3 separate regions of the Mus musculus genome follow, and regions 2 and 3 are each linked to region 1. The links are chromatin contacts, found by Hi-C or POLR2A ChIA-PET in ENCODE. All regions are on one chromosome and are shown on one strand. Each heading gives the region's core, a stretch centred on a gene start or an enhancer-like site at or near the end of the contact. The rest is flanking DNA. Distances are from core to core; before and after follow the strand shown. Region 1 has its middle 21 kb from the start of Prrc2b. Region 2 holds the start of Ptges2 (prostaglandin E synthase 2). Region 3 has its middle 36 kb from the start of Slc25a25.

The links. A loop is a pair of places that touch in the nucleus more often than their neighbours do. ChIA-PET counts read pairs that join two places held with the same protein, here RNA polymerase II (POLR2A).
Region 2: a loop to region 1 is called in a map of v-Abl transformed pro-B cells, with 2.0 times the contacts of the local background. The contact joins the promoter of Ptges2 here to the enhancer-like site in region 1. A Hi-C loop is called at or near these places in 1 of 37 maps with a recorded cell type or tissue (v-Abl transformed pro-B cells). POLR2A ChIA-PET finds 5 or more read pairs at or near these places in 1 of 5 experiments (embryonic stem cell).
Region 3: a loop to region 1 is called in a map of mouse embryonic stem cell, with 2.8 times the contacts of the local background. The contact joins two enhancer-like sites. A Hi-C loop is called at or near these places in 2 of 37 maps with a recorded cell type or tissue (mouse embryonic stem cell and v-Abl transformed pro-B cells).

The regions. Positions count from the first base shown.
Region 1 is chr2:32,128,560-32,132,558 of GRCm38, forward strand. No RefSeq gene overlaps it. Among named protein-coding and RNA genes, the nearest start is that of Prrc2b, 21 kb to the right of the region's middle. RefSeq lists an enhancer at 1-27. Within about 2 kb of position 1,349, at least 2 of the 3 ENCODE cell types and tissues checked have a DNase peak (open chromatin) inside an H3K27ac peak, as active enhancers do.
Region 2 is chr2:32,394,471-32,398,691 of GRCm38, forward strand. It overlaps Ptges2 (prostaglandin E synthase 2), which reads left to right and starts at 1,420. Exons shown (of 7, transcript NM_133783.2): 1 at 1,420-2,080; 2 at 3,068-3,265. The coding sequence starts at 1,805.
Region 3 is chr2:32,485,402-32,489,979 of GRCm38, forward strand. No RefSeq gene overlaps it. Among named protein-coding and RNA genes, the nearest start is that of Slc25a25, 36 kb to the left of the region's middle. Within about 2 kb of position 1,875, at least 1 of the 3 ENCODE cell types and tissues checked has a DNase peak (open chromatin) inside an H3K27ac peak, as active enhancers do.

The DNA.
Region 1 (3,999 bases), core at 99-2,598:
CAGCCTCTAACCCTTGATCAAATCCCATAGATAGCACAGGAAAGGACTGAGTTACACAACAGGTGATCTGCTGGTGCTTCAGGCCTAGTGTCGCAGCCACTTGGGCAACAGAGGCAGAATAAGCTCAAGTTTGAGACTATCCTGAGCTACATAGTGAACCTGGTGTGGTGGTGCATACCTTTAATCCCAGCACTTGGGGGAAGGGGAGAGGGGGGGGCAGGCAAATCTCCGTGAGTTCGAGGCCAGCCTGGCCTGGTGACACTGAGAAACCATGTCTCGAAAACCAAAATAAATAAATAAGTACATAGGGAGGGGTATAGCTTAGTTGAGAGAGGGCTTGCATGTACAAAGCCCTAGGTTCGATCCCCAGCACCTCATAAAACAGCACTCAGGAGCTGAAGACCAAAGGGTCAGCTATTCAATCATCCTTGGCTGTCCTTGACTGCATTGTGGATTTGAAGTTAGCCTAGGCTACAAAAATTAATAATTATTACATTATCATAATAATGGTAATGATGGTGATGGTGGTGGTGATGATTGAGATAATGAATAGATGGATATGTGAGTATCAGCTCCGGAATCAGTTTAGGCTTTGCTCAAAACCATCTCATCCCTTAGGAGCTTTGTCCTATAAGTGTCCCTGTCCCCATCCTGAGGAAACAGTAGGTATGGGGTTTATGTTCAAAATGGAGCCTCGTGCCCCCCAAAACTCTCAGCAAATAGTCTTCACAGCATGATGTTGGAATTCTGAAGGTGAGCCTTTCCTTACAAGGTCGTGTAGAAGCCCGCAACAGCCATCCATGCCAGAAAGGTGACACAGACCTGGGAGGCTCCTGAGTCTGGGACAGAAAATGTTACAAAGGCCAAAGAGTCAGAGCTGAGAGCCTCTCTCTGACAGATTCCATCCCTTGGTCCTTCCTCTCATCTTCTTTCTTCTCTGTTGTCCCATCAGCCGGTGCCCACCCAGAGTGGCTAGAGTCTCTGGAAGCTAAGCTACATGCCTTAACCACAGGGCCCCGGTAGAGACCAGGCGGCTCTGACTGGGGCCCTGTGTAGGCAGGTGATGAACTGAATCGTAGGAGCCCTGGCTTCCTGGACAGGAATGGACACACTGCAGGCCCTCCCCAAATCAATGTTTAGAATAATCCTTGTAGCTCAGCACCAGAGCACTTAAGAGCACTCTCTGAGGACAGCCTCAAGCAGGGTACTGGATGCCACTTCCCAGAGGGCGCAGCCTGAGGTGGACAGTGCAGGTGAGAGGGAGGAGGCGCTGGAGTCAGGAGTGTCCCTGCTATGTCTTGTGATGTTGCAACTCAAGGGCCCCCTGACTCAGCTCTGTATTAATAGCCCTGGCCAGTTCCCAGGAGACCAGCTCTGCCAGCGGCCAGTCAGAAGACTTCCAGACAGGGCCTCCCTGTATCCATAGCTCCGTCCCACAGCTCCTGACTGCTTCCTCACGCCTCCCCTCCCCCAACTCCCCGCTGCCCCGAGCCCACCTTCTCTAGAAGGAATCATAGGGGTAAGCCTCTCCAGCCTTAAGCAGTCCTTTATAGATCTCAGGACTTAAGAGAGCCAGCTGAAGGGGACCTGGGAGGGAAGATGAAAGGGGGGATGGAGGAGAGGACAACATCAGGGTAATAAAGCCAGAGCCAAGTTCAACCCCAGCCTCTGGTTTCTAATGTGGTGACCTGTAAGGGTTCACTTAATAAGAGTGGGCTTTTGTTTCTCGCTGTAAAGTGGGAATCTTTTTTTTTTTTTTTTTTTTTTTTTTTTTTTGGTTTTTCAAGACAGGGTTTTCTCTGTATAGCCCTGGCTGTCCTGGAACTCACTCTATAGACCAGGCTGGCCTCGAACTCAGAAATCCGTCTGCCTCTGCCTCCCGAGTGCTGGGATTAAAAGTGTGCGCCACCACTCCCAGCTGTAAAGTGGGAATCTTACTGAGACTTCTCACTTCTGGTTTTGCTGTGAGGACAAAATGAAGTAGTTGTCACAAGGGCAAGTCTTGGAACTCACATCTTGTCATCCCTGTTACTGTATCTTTGGATCTCCACACTCCTTGCTGTCAGCACATTCTGGATTGGGTTTCTGTCGTCCTGAGCCCTCTAGTGTTCACAGGCTGTTGTTGCGGCAGGCTCTGCGTTCGTGGATTCATGTCTGTTTCTTTTTTGGTTTCTTTGAGTTTTTATTTTTCCCTCCCTCCTCTCATTCTTTCTTTCTTTTTTTTTTCTGCCTTTTCTTGTGAGACAGGATCTTTTATAGCCCAGGCTGGCCTGCAATTCTCTATTTAGCTGAAAGTGACCTTCCTTCCTCCTCCTCCCAAGTGCTAGAATCATAGAATAAACAAATATGCCCCCTCCTTTCCAGAGGAGCACGAAAGACCAGACAGACTGGTTTGCCCATCCTTGGGATGAACTCTGGCTTACTGGGTGCTGGGGATGGAAGCCTGGACCTCCTGCATGCTAGGGCAGTTCGTTCTCTCTCTCTCTCTCTCTCTCTCTCTCTCTCTCTCTCTAGTCTTTAGCCCCTGTAAGGTATCCTTTCTGATCCAAGCCACTGTTACATATACACAGCACAGTAGACTGAAAATGGAGATGGGGTCCCCTCTCCCCTTCCCTTTGGAAGCTCAAAAGATCTGACAGAATGATTTGGGTACCTGTGAGCCGCCGAGCCCTGGGGTCTGGACTCTCAACGTTGGACAAACCACAAGGTCTCTGACCTCCTGAGTCTTTATCTGCAAAGAGGCCTGAGACCTTGTGGGGAGGTTTTGAAGAGAGGGACAGGAGGAGGCAGCCATGGAATCCATGACTGATAAGCAAGAGTAGAGGGCCCTCTCAGAGGCCGTAAAGCCCACGCAGGTCAAGGTTATCCGGGTTGGAGTAGAGCCAGAGACAGGAGGCAATGAGACACAGAAGGCTAAGTGTCACAATTAGAGGAGTCAGATGCAGAGCAGTGATCCCAGGCTGCGTGGCCGTAGGGACCAGTGTCAGCAACTCCCGTCCAAGCCTGGCCCATCCACTACTACCTTTGTGTCCTGAAGCTAACCTCAGTCTTTCCCATCTGCAACATTAGCCAGGGCTAACCCCCAGCCTGTCCACAATGCACAGACCTCCAGCTAGCCCCAGCTTGGGGATCCTGAAGAGAGCTCTTATACCCTCTAGCCCAGCCATGAGCATCCATCCTGACCCTAACCAGGGTGTGCAGTAGAGACATGATAAATGGAGCTCTGTCCCAGGGATGTGATGTTGGTCCTGGGTCTGAAAACTTAGCCCACTTACTGTCTGGCCCTCTTAGCTTACAGAGGTTTAGCAGTTGAACTGTGCACCCCCTAAAGTAGATGTGTTGGGGACCTAACCCTAGGCCCCCAGATGTGACCTTATTTTGTCTTTACAGCCATAAGAAGAAGCTAAAATAAGGTTACCCTAGCTTACTAAGATCACCTTATTTAAAAAAAAAAAAAAAGCCACAGCATAAACAAACGGCAGGAGTCCTCCTGTATGATAGTTCAACAGATAACTGCATTTGCACCAAGCTGACAAGTTGGTTCAATGCTCAGGCCCTACATGGTGGAAAGAGAGAACCAACTCCGAGAAAACATTCACACACAAATAAATACATTTTAGAGAAAAAACAAGAGGCAGATCTGAAGTTCAGTTCCAGTGGTTAAAACAAAACAAAACAAAACAAACAAACAAACAAACAAAAAACCCACTTCACACCATGTCCAGGGTTTGAGCCTCAGACCTAACAAACGGAACTGGTGAAGTTAGGGCCTGGGAGCACTGCTCAGTGGCCAAGTGCTTACTGTGCAGGTGTGAGGAGCTGAGGTCGGCCCCTTGGCACCTGTGTAAAAGCCGGGGGCAACAGTGTACATCTGCAATCCCGCTCTGGGGGGACAGAGACAGCAGAGTCCTGGGGGCATGCTGGCCACACAGTCAAACTAACATGGTGAAGTCCAGGTTCACTGAGAGACCTTGCCTCCAAAAAAAAAAAAAAAAAAAA
Region 2 (4,221 bases), core at 170-2,669, 270 kb after region 1:
TTGTAACAGTGTACCCATTCCATTCTCTCTCTCTCTCTCTCTTTTTTTCTTCTTCTTTTTTTGAGACAGGGTTTCTCTGTTTACCCCTGGCTGTTCTGGAACTCACTCTGTAGACCAAGCTGGCCTCGAACTCAGAAATCCACCTGTCTCTGCCTCCCAAGTGCTGGGATTAAGGGCGTGCACCACCATGCCTGGCACCCATTCCATTCTTTTTTTTTTTTTTTTTTTTTTTTTCGAGACAGGGTTTCTCTATATAGCTCTGGCTGTCCTGGAACTCACTTTGTAGACCAGGCTGGCCTCGAACTCAGAAATCTGCCTGCCTCTGCCTCCCAAGTGCTGGGATTAAAGGCGTGTGCCACCACGCCCGGCACCCATTCCATTCTTGCAAACTGATCTAATCATTTCCTAAATGACTCAATTATTATTATGATCACTCCACTCCTTAGTTTCAGTTTATAGATTTTGAGGGCCACAGATATCCTAATGTGGTTACATTGGGGATAGTTTTCCCTGGCCACGAGGGAAAACCGTCCTTATTTGCTGGGTCCTTGGTTGAAGCACACTAGGATCAGAAGTCATAGGGAGACAGGAGACGTAGGTGAGGAGGGGAGGTGAACTTATCAGAAACCGAGAAGTGTGACAGGCAGTGGGGCCTCTCAGCCCAGGCTGCAGCGCCACCTTTCTGAAGTTTTGTTCAGTTTGGGGGCTTCAACAGCCTCATTTTCCCCAACAGTATAATAAGATTGGTAGGTACTGTTCTCTAGTACAGGTTTCAGGCATTTGTTCCAGGATGCCGTTCTGGCTAGCCCCAGGACTGTTCCGGGACAACTCCTGCCCTACTTAGAAGGCTGTGTTTGAGCTGGAATCCTCCGTGCCTTTTAAGCCCATTTTTCTCTTCCCAGCTAGGTTTTCACAGAAAAATACGTTGGGGCCACCTAGCCTTTTTCGCTCTCCTAGGCCTGCATGCGCAGGTTCCAGATGCGTCTGGGTATTGTGGGCTCTGGCGCTGCCAGGCCCGGGAGAAAGCGAAGGCGGTGGATCGTACCCAGATCAGACTCTGGAACAGCCATTCCCCTACAACTCCATACCCGCTCGCCAAGGAACCCCACCTCTCCCTCTCGATTCCACGCCCACTATAAGGCCCCGCCCTCTTTCGGCTTCGGGGCGGGGTCAAGTCAGGGCTGTCCGCGGAGAAGCCTAGGCAGTGGAGGTCGGGCGCTCCGTTAAGACAAGTAAATTCGCAAAGGCCTGGGGTGTCCTGGGAACCTTCGCTCATTCCCATTCAGGCCTGAGAGGTCTTCGGGCTGCCAAGCCGGCCACTTAGCGTGGGCCATTTCCGCGACACGTGGTTTCCAAGGCCCCCCGCTGGATTTGAGAAAAGTTTATGGTTCGCATCATAGCAGCAGAGTACAGCATTGCGGGAGGGCAGAGAGAGTCTGAGACAATGCAGCCACCCACTGGAGACCGCGTCGGACCTTTTCTGGGGAGTGAATGGGTCGGAAGACCAATGTTCTCCCTGCCATCGTAGATGCACGATGTGGAAACGCCCGACCACGAGTTACAGGTCATCATTGTACCCTCAGAAGACAGCGACGCCAAGCCACTTCCTAAGCCCCTGGGGTGTGCTTCTGCCTCTCAGACAGGCATGCGCTCTCAGATCCCTCAAGGACTCTGGTCCTACTTGGCGTCATCGTTACCCTAGGCAACACGCAGGCCCGGTACTGTCCCTTTAAGGAATCCTAGAGCCGCCCTGGTTGGGCCATTTTGGTTTTGCGCGCTCGCCCGCAGCGCCGGCAGAGCGAACATGGCCCAGGCGGCGCGCCTTTCGTGGGTGCTTGTCTCTAGCCGGTGCGCCCTGACTGAGGGGCTGCTCACACGACCCTGGCAGCCGCTCTCGGCACAGAGCCGGGCTGGCTTCACCAGGGTGGCTGCCGGAAGCCGGGGCGCCGCGGTCCGCAAGGGGAGCCCGCGGTTGCTGGGGGCGGCGGCGCTGGCCCTGGGCGGCGCGCTGGGGCTGTACCACACCGTGCGGTGGCACCAGCGTTCCCAGGACCTCCGCGCGGAGCGCTCGGCTGCGCAGGTAAGACTTGGCTGGCACGGACTGCTGACGGGGAGCCGGGATTAGCCCCGAACTGCTGAGAAGCCGCAGGGTCAGGAGAGGCCTCTTTCGCCCGCTTGTGACCTTGGGCGAGTGTCTTGGCCTTAAGAGTGCGAGGAGGGTGGTGCTATCGCCCACGACTTAGAGCTGTATGTATCGCATGCCATGGTCTGTATTGTGATTTAGGGGCGTGTGTGTGGCACCGGGAGTAATCTTTATGGAACGAGTGACCCTGACTTCAGACTCAGAACTGGAGGCGTGCTCCAGCCCACCGTGGCTCGGCAGCCCTGTAGACCTTTCATGAGTTGCAGTCTTTAGCCCTTCTCCGCCCTGCCTCCCATGCTCCTTTCCTGCACCCAGGAACTGGAACTGGCGCGGAGTCCCTGCGGTTCACTGCTCTCTTCTCTGCCCAACCGATTTCCATCTGAAGACTGAGGGGAGGGGGGCTGCAATTGTAGCAAGCTCACCTGAAGGCTTCCCTGCAGAGGAGCTAAATGCAGCCTCCTCCCTCTTCGTTTGGAGATCTGAGGTAGATCTCACTTCTGGCCAGTGCTGCCTGGCCAGTTGGTCAGCTCTGCCAGTTACTCAGAAAGAGTTGGAGAAGTTAGGGGTAAGGGGTGGGAGTGGAGGAGACCTTAAGGACTATTAAGCTGGAGGAAGACACACCCTAGGACTGTCTTCTGTCCCCTTTGGGACAGGAGAAAGATGAACTCGCTCGAAGGGGCGCAGGGACCCCCCCCCCCCCCCACACACACACAGTGTTAGAGCCTCCTGGCCCTGCGGTATACTTGTTGGGCACTTGCAGGTAGGCTGTCTGTCACTCTCTGAGCCCCTTGCCCACCTTTCCTCACTCTCTTTTCAGGGTCACCTTAGAGGACTTCCTGAAGAAAGGTTTGCCTGAGGCGGGTGTGGAGCAAGAGTTCTGGGACCCCAGGTGTTACAAGCCCCATTGTTTTTCTCTTCCCCCAGCTGCCCCTGTCGAACAGCCTGCAGCTGACCCTGTACCAGTACAAGACATGTCCCTTCTGCAGCAAAGTCCGTGCCTTCCTCGACTTCCACTCCCTGCCCTATCAGGTGGTGGAGGTGAATCCCGTGAGAAGGACTGAGATCAAATTCTCCTCCTACAGGAAAGTGCCCATCTTGGTGGCCCAGGAAGGAGACAGCTTGGTGAGCTTTGGGGATCTCATGCCTCCTTTCTGTCCCCAGTGATCTAGGAGTCACCCTAAATCTGATCTTGCTTTATACTCTAATAGAACTTGTGATTCCTGGGTTTCCACGGTGAGCAGGGAGAAGAGCTGGGTGGAAAATGGTTCAGAAGTGTGGGGTGGGCGGTGCAAGCCTGCAGTCCGTTGTTCTGGTAACCCTTGAGTCTGATGCTAGTCTGGGCAGCATGGCAGGTTTCAGGCACAGCAACAACTCTAAAATACATTTAGTGCCTTTTCCTTCCCTGTTGGCTGAGTCTTGGGGATGCACTGAAGATGAACAAACTGTGTTTGTAGTTGGGGTCTGAGGTGTGGCTCGGCCACTCAGTAGCTGTCTAAATACAGATTTTTATTGCCGTGATGAAATGCCATGACCAAAAGCAAGTTGGAGAGGAAAGGGTTTAGCTTACACTTCCAATTCAAAAGCATTGAGGGCAGAAATTCATGCAGGGTAGGAACCCAGAGGCAGGAACTGCTGCAGAGGCCACGGAGGAGTGCTGCTTTCTGGCTTGCTCCCTGTGGCTTGCCCAGCCTGCTTTCTTATAGAACCCAGGACCCCAGCCCAGGGATGGCACCACCCACAATGGGCTGGGCCCGCCTCCATCAATCTCTAACTAAGAAAATGACTACAGCCTGATCTTCCGGAGTCTTTTTCTCAGCTGAAGTTCCCTCCTTTCAGATAACTGTGGCGTGTGTCAGTTGACAGGAGGCTAGCCGGCATACCAGTCCTGTGCTGTTTTTACCTCTCTGGGCTGCTGTTCTGTTTTGTTTTGGATAGAGTCTTGTTATGTTGCCTAAGGTGGCCTAGAACTCAGAATCCTCGTGTCTCTTGCGTGCTGGGGTTATGTGTGAGCATACGCTGCCATGCTCAGTGTTGGGTTTGTTTGTACATTTGCTTTGGTTTTTTTGAGACAGAGGCTC
Region 3 (4,578 bases), core at 625-3,124, 360 kb after region 1:
CCTGGAGACCTCATCTCTGAAATAGACCCTGACCCCCTGTACCGCTTAGGGGAAGCTCCTTCCCCCTTCTTAGGTCCCCACTTCCTGAGGTGATCAGATTTGAAAGTAGATTGGTTCACTCTGCTTCTCAGCCAGAGGGGCCGAGAGCTCAGAGGTAGGAGCCAAGCAGACCTGAATCCCATGTCTACCAGACTACTTTCTGTGCCTTGAAGTCTTATTGGTGGATTGAGTGAAACAAGGCTTCACTGTGTAGCCCAGACTAGCCTGGAGCTCCTGATCTTCTTGCCTTGATCTTCTGAGTGCTAGGATTACAGGAGCATGAACTAATTGATTTATTTTCTGTATGGGAGTACACTGTAGCTGGACAGACAGTTGTGACAGACAGATGGTTGTGAGACATCATGTAGTTGCTCTGTCTCCACTCACTCCTGCCCAAAGATTTATTTATTATTATATGTGAGTACACTGTAGCTGTCTTCAGACACACCAGAAGAGGGTTTCAGATGGCTCATTACGGATGGTTGTGAGTCATCATGTGGCTGCTGGGATTTGAACTCATGACCTATGGAAGATTAGTCGGCGCTCTTAACCGCTGAGCCCTCTCTCCAGCCCCTGAGCTAATTCTTATATTGCAATGTTTTTCTCAGTCTGAAACTCAGCAGTGCCCCTCCTTCACTGTATTTTGGAGGCTGATTCCAACAGATCAACCCCATTCTAGCATCCATCTCTAGCTCCTGTCTTCTCATCCATCCCATGCCAGCCACACTGGCCGCTTGTCACGGCATGAAGCCCTAACTTTCTACCTCCAGCCGCAGGATGCTTTCTTTTCTGGCCTCTGCCTCTCACATTGTCTCTCTCCCCAGTTGGCTCCTCACAGCTCCTGTGTTATCAAAGTAGTTGTCTGGGTAAGTACTAGCACCGGAGACTTATCTGTAGGAGAAAGTGTGGGCCTGACCTGGCAGCCAGCCTGCCCGGCACATGGCACTTCTAAATAAGAAGCACGGTGTACCATGCTCATGAGTATGCCCAGAAGTCAGAACAGAGGATTCTGAAGTAGCCTGACAGTTGGGAGCTGGCCTGCTGAGGCTGCCCTCTCCACATCTCTTTTTATGTGCTTCTCTCGCACCGAGATCCTGGTGGTATGGGCGCTCACTGTCCAGTCTGAGGTAATGTGCTAACCAGTCACAGACGATAGCTTCCGCGATATGAGTGCTTGCTGGTGTGTAATACAGCAGATGCTGTTCCCTGAAGCCCTGTCCAGAGTGATTTACTGACATCTCTGCATCCTTTACTGACCAGTAGGCATTGCAGTCTTATCTAGGGACACCCCGGTGATGACAGCATGTCACCCACCTACCCAACCATGTGTTGATGGGATTTAGAACTGGGACTCTGGTGAAATGACCCCGGCTAGATGAGCTAAGTACTGGGCTCTCGCTGCAGTATTGCTGCTTTCTGAGGAGAGTCGGAGGGGATGGAGATGCGGCTCAGCTGGCAAAGTGTTTACTGCGCAAGCATGAGGACCCAAGCTCTATTCCCAGGTGGTTCATGTGCCCATAATCCTACCACTGGCTAGGATTCCTGCGCTAAGTGCCTGCCAGTCTAGCTGATTTGACAAGCTCTAGATTCAGAAGGAAACCCTCTCAAAAAAATAAGGTAGGCAGAGGTTGAGGAGGACACCTGCTAATAACCTCCAGCCTCCACAGACCCCTGTACTCATATGTGTGTTCATGTACAGGGTCACCTGCCCATACAGAGGACTGTATTGCGGCTGGAGAGATAGCCCAGTGATTAAGAACTCTTTTGTTCTTGCAGAGGACTGGTTCATTTCCTAGCACCCACGTGCAGTGGCTCACAACTACCTGGAACTCCATCCAGTTCCTGATGAGCCTCCGCCCTCTTCTGGCCTCTGAGGGTACTGCATGTAGATGATGCACAGACAGGCTGGCCCAAACACCCACACACAGGAACTTAAAACATAATAAATCTTTAAAAAAAAATGTGTGGAGCTGAAGAGATTTCTTGGTGGTTGAGAGCACTGGCTGCTCTTGCATGATACATAATCATGTATGTACAATCATGATTCCAGCATTCTCATGACAGCTAAAGACTGTTGTAAGTTCCGCTTCCTAAAGCATCTGGCGCCCTCTTCTGGCCTTCTTAAGTACTGCGTGATCTTGGGGTACTTTCATACATGCACTCAAAACACCAAAAGACATAAAAAGAAAATAAACATTGCTGGGTATAGTGGCACAAGCCTTTAATCCCTGCAATTGGGATGCAGAAGCAGGCAGATCCCAGATCTCTATGAGTTCAAAGTCAGCCTGATCTACTTAGTAAAGTTCCAAGACAGCCAGGGCTACATAGTGAGTCCCTGCCTCATAAGTAAATAACAACAAAAATAAACAAAAGTCGCCCGGCATGGCGCACGCCTTTAATCCCAGCACTCGGGAGGCAGAAGCAGGCGGATTTCTGAGTTCAAGGCCAGCCTGGTCTACAGAGTGAGTTCCAGGACAGCCAGGGCTACACAGAGAAACCCTGTCTCGAAAAAAACCACAAATAAATAAATAAATAAATAAATAAATAAATAAAAATTTAAAAGTCTTTGGAAATTTATATATATGTGTGTGTGTGTGTCTTTTAGATTTACTATTCACTGTGTATGTCTGCGTGATGGCACAGAGTGTGTGCCACCACACATGTGTCACACTGCACGTGTGTGGAAGTCACCTCCTTGCACCAGTGACTTCCTGGGATCAGGTTCAGTTTCCCAGGCTTGAATGTAAGTCCTTCACCCCTGAGCAGTCTGGGAACTGAACCCAGGTCCTCAGCAAGGGCAGCACAGGCCATCTCTTAGACCCCACCCTTCACGGTGTTCCACGTAGCCCAGTCTGCTGAACCTGGCCTTGAACTCCTGATCATTCTGCCTATATCTCCCAGGTGCTGAGTTACAGGTATGTGCTCACCAAGCCTAGCTCAAAATAAATGTCCAAATGATAAGGAAAGGAGCTGAGATATATGTGTGTACACTACATGTATGTTATATTTACCTGCATATAATATATATATATTGTGTGTATATATAATGTATATATATTATATGCATATATTTGCTGGTGGTGGTGGTTGGTTGGTTTGGATTTTTTGAAACGGGGTTTCTCTGTGGCCTGGTTGTCCTGGAACTCACTTTATTGACCAAGCTGGCCTTGAACTCAGAGCTCTACCTGCCTTTTAACACCCCCACCCCTTCTGCCACCTGCCCCGAGTGCTGAGTTTAAAGGAGTGTTCCACCATGCCCGACAGTGCTGTTATATTTTAACAGGAGGCATTTTTCTTTTTTTAGGCAATGAAATGAATGATACATTTTTCAAGTAACCCAGTCTGGCTCCAGCCTGGGCCTGCAGGAGGCATTGTGACTAATTTGCCAGGACCGGGACTAGCAGAAACTGTCGGCTGTGAACCTCTCTGTCCTGTAGGTGGCGGTAGAGAAACCGTACCAAGCCTCAAGCTCAGCTCCAGCTGGAGGGAGAGCTCTGGTGGCTAGCCCAGGGGGCTGTCCTAGGTGCAAAGAGAGCTCAGGAAAAGAAGTCAGGGTCCCCACCCATCCTAGACCAGATTCTAGGCCTCAGTTTCCCCTACAGTGCTCAGAGTGCTTAGAGACTCCAAAGGTTCTAGACCTGCTCAGCCCAGGAAGCATCTGCGCCCCTGACGACCATGTTCCTGTCCGATCTTGCCACTCACCCCTCCCTCCCCTGGGTGGTAATGTTCTCCTTACCCCCTCGAAGGGGAAACTGAGGCTCCAAAAGATTAAATGACCTTCCAAAGTGAAGCACGGTGTGCGGTCAGAGCAAGAAAAAAAAGCTCACTGCCTTCTCACAGGGGATCCACAGAGCAGGCAGGGTTCTCTCCCGAAGAAGCGCTTGCTGAGGCTGGAGGCGGCTCACTGGGAAAGGCGCTTGACACAAAGTCTGACACTCTGAGCCCCAGGGTCTACATGGTGGAAGAAGATGGATGGTGAACCAACTCCTGAAAGCCAACCTGTAGAATGCTTACACACACACACACACACACACACACACACACACACACCAACGTAAAAAATGAAAATCATTGATTTATTGGAGAGGAAATAGAAAAAATAAACCAATAAAATGGGGGGGGGCGTTTAAAGCCATTTATCAATGGCTTTAAACAGAATAGGTAAATCAGCAGAAAAATACTTGTTAAATCTATCTCTGACGAAAGATTCAGATCTCAAAGATGCAACTAATGCTTCAGCTCAGCAAAACAGCTTAGTTTGACAGATTGGCAAAATGGGTCTTGAGCGGTTAAGAGCACTTGTTGCTCTTGGAGAGGACCAGGTTTGATTTCCAGCCCCCACGTCAGCTCACAAGCACCTGTAGATGGTTCAGTTCCAGGGAATCTGTTTTGACCTCTTTGGCAGTCAGACACGCATGTAGTATTGTATTAATCAGGGTTCTCTAGAGTCACAGAACTTATAGTCTTTATATAGTAAGGGAATTTATTGATGACTTACACTCTGCAGTCCAACTCCCAACAATGGTTCAGTAGTAGCTG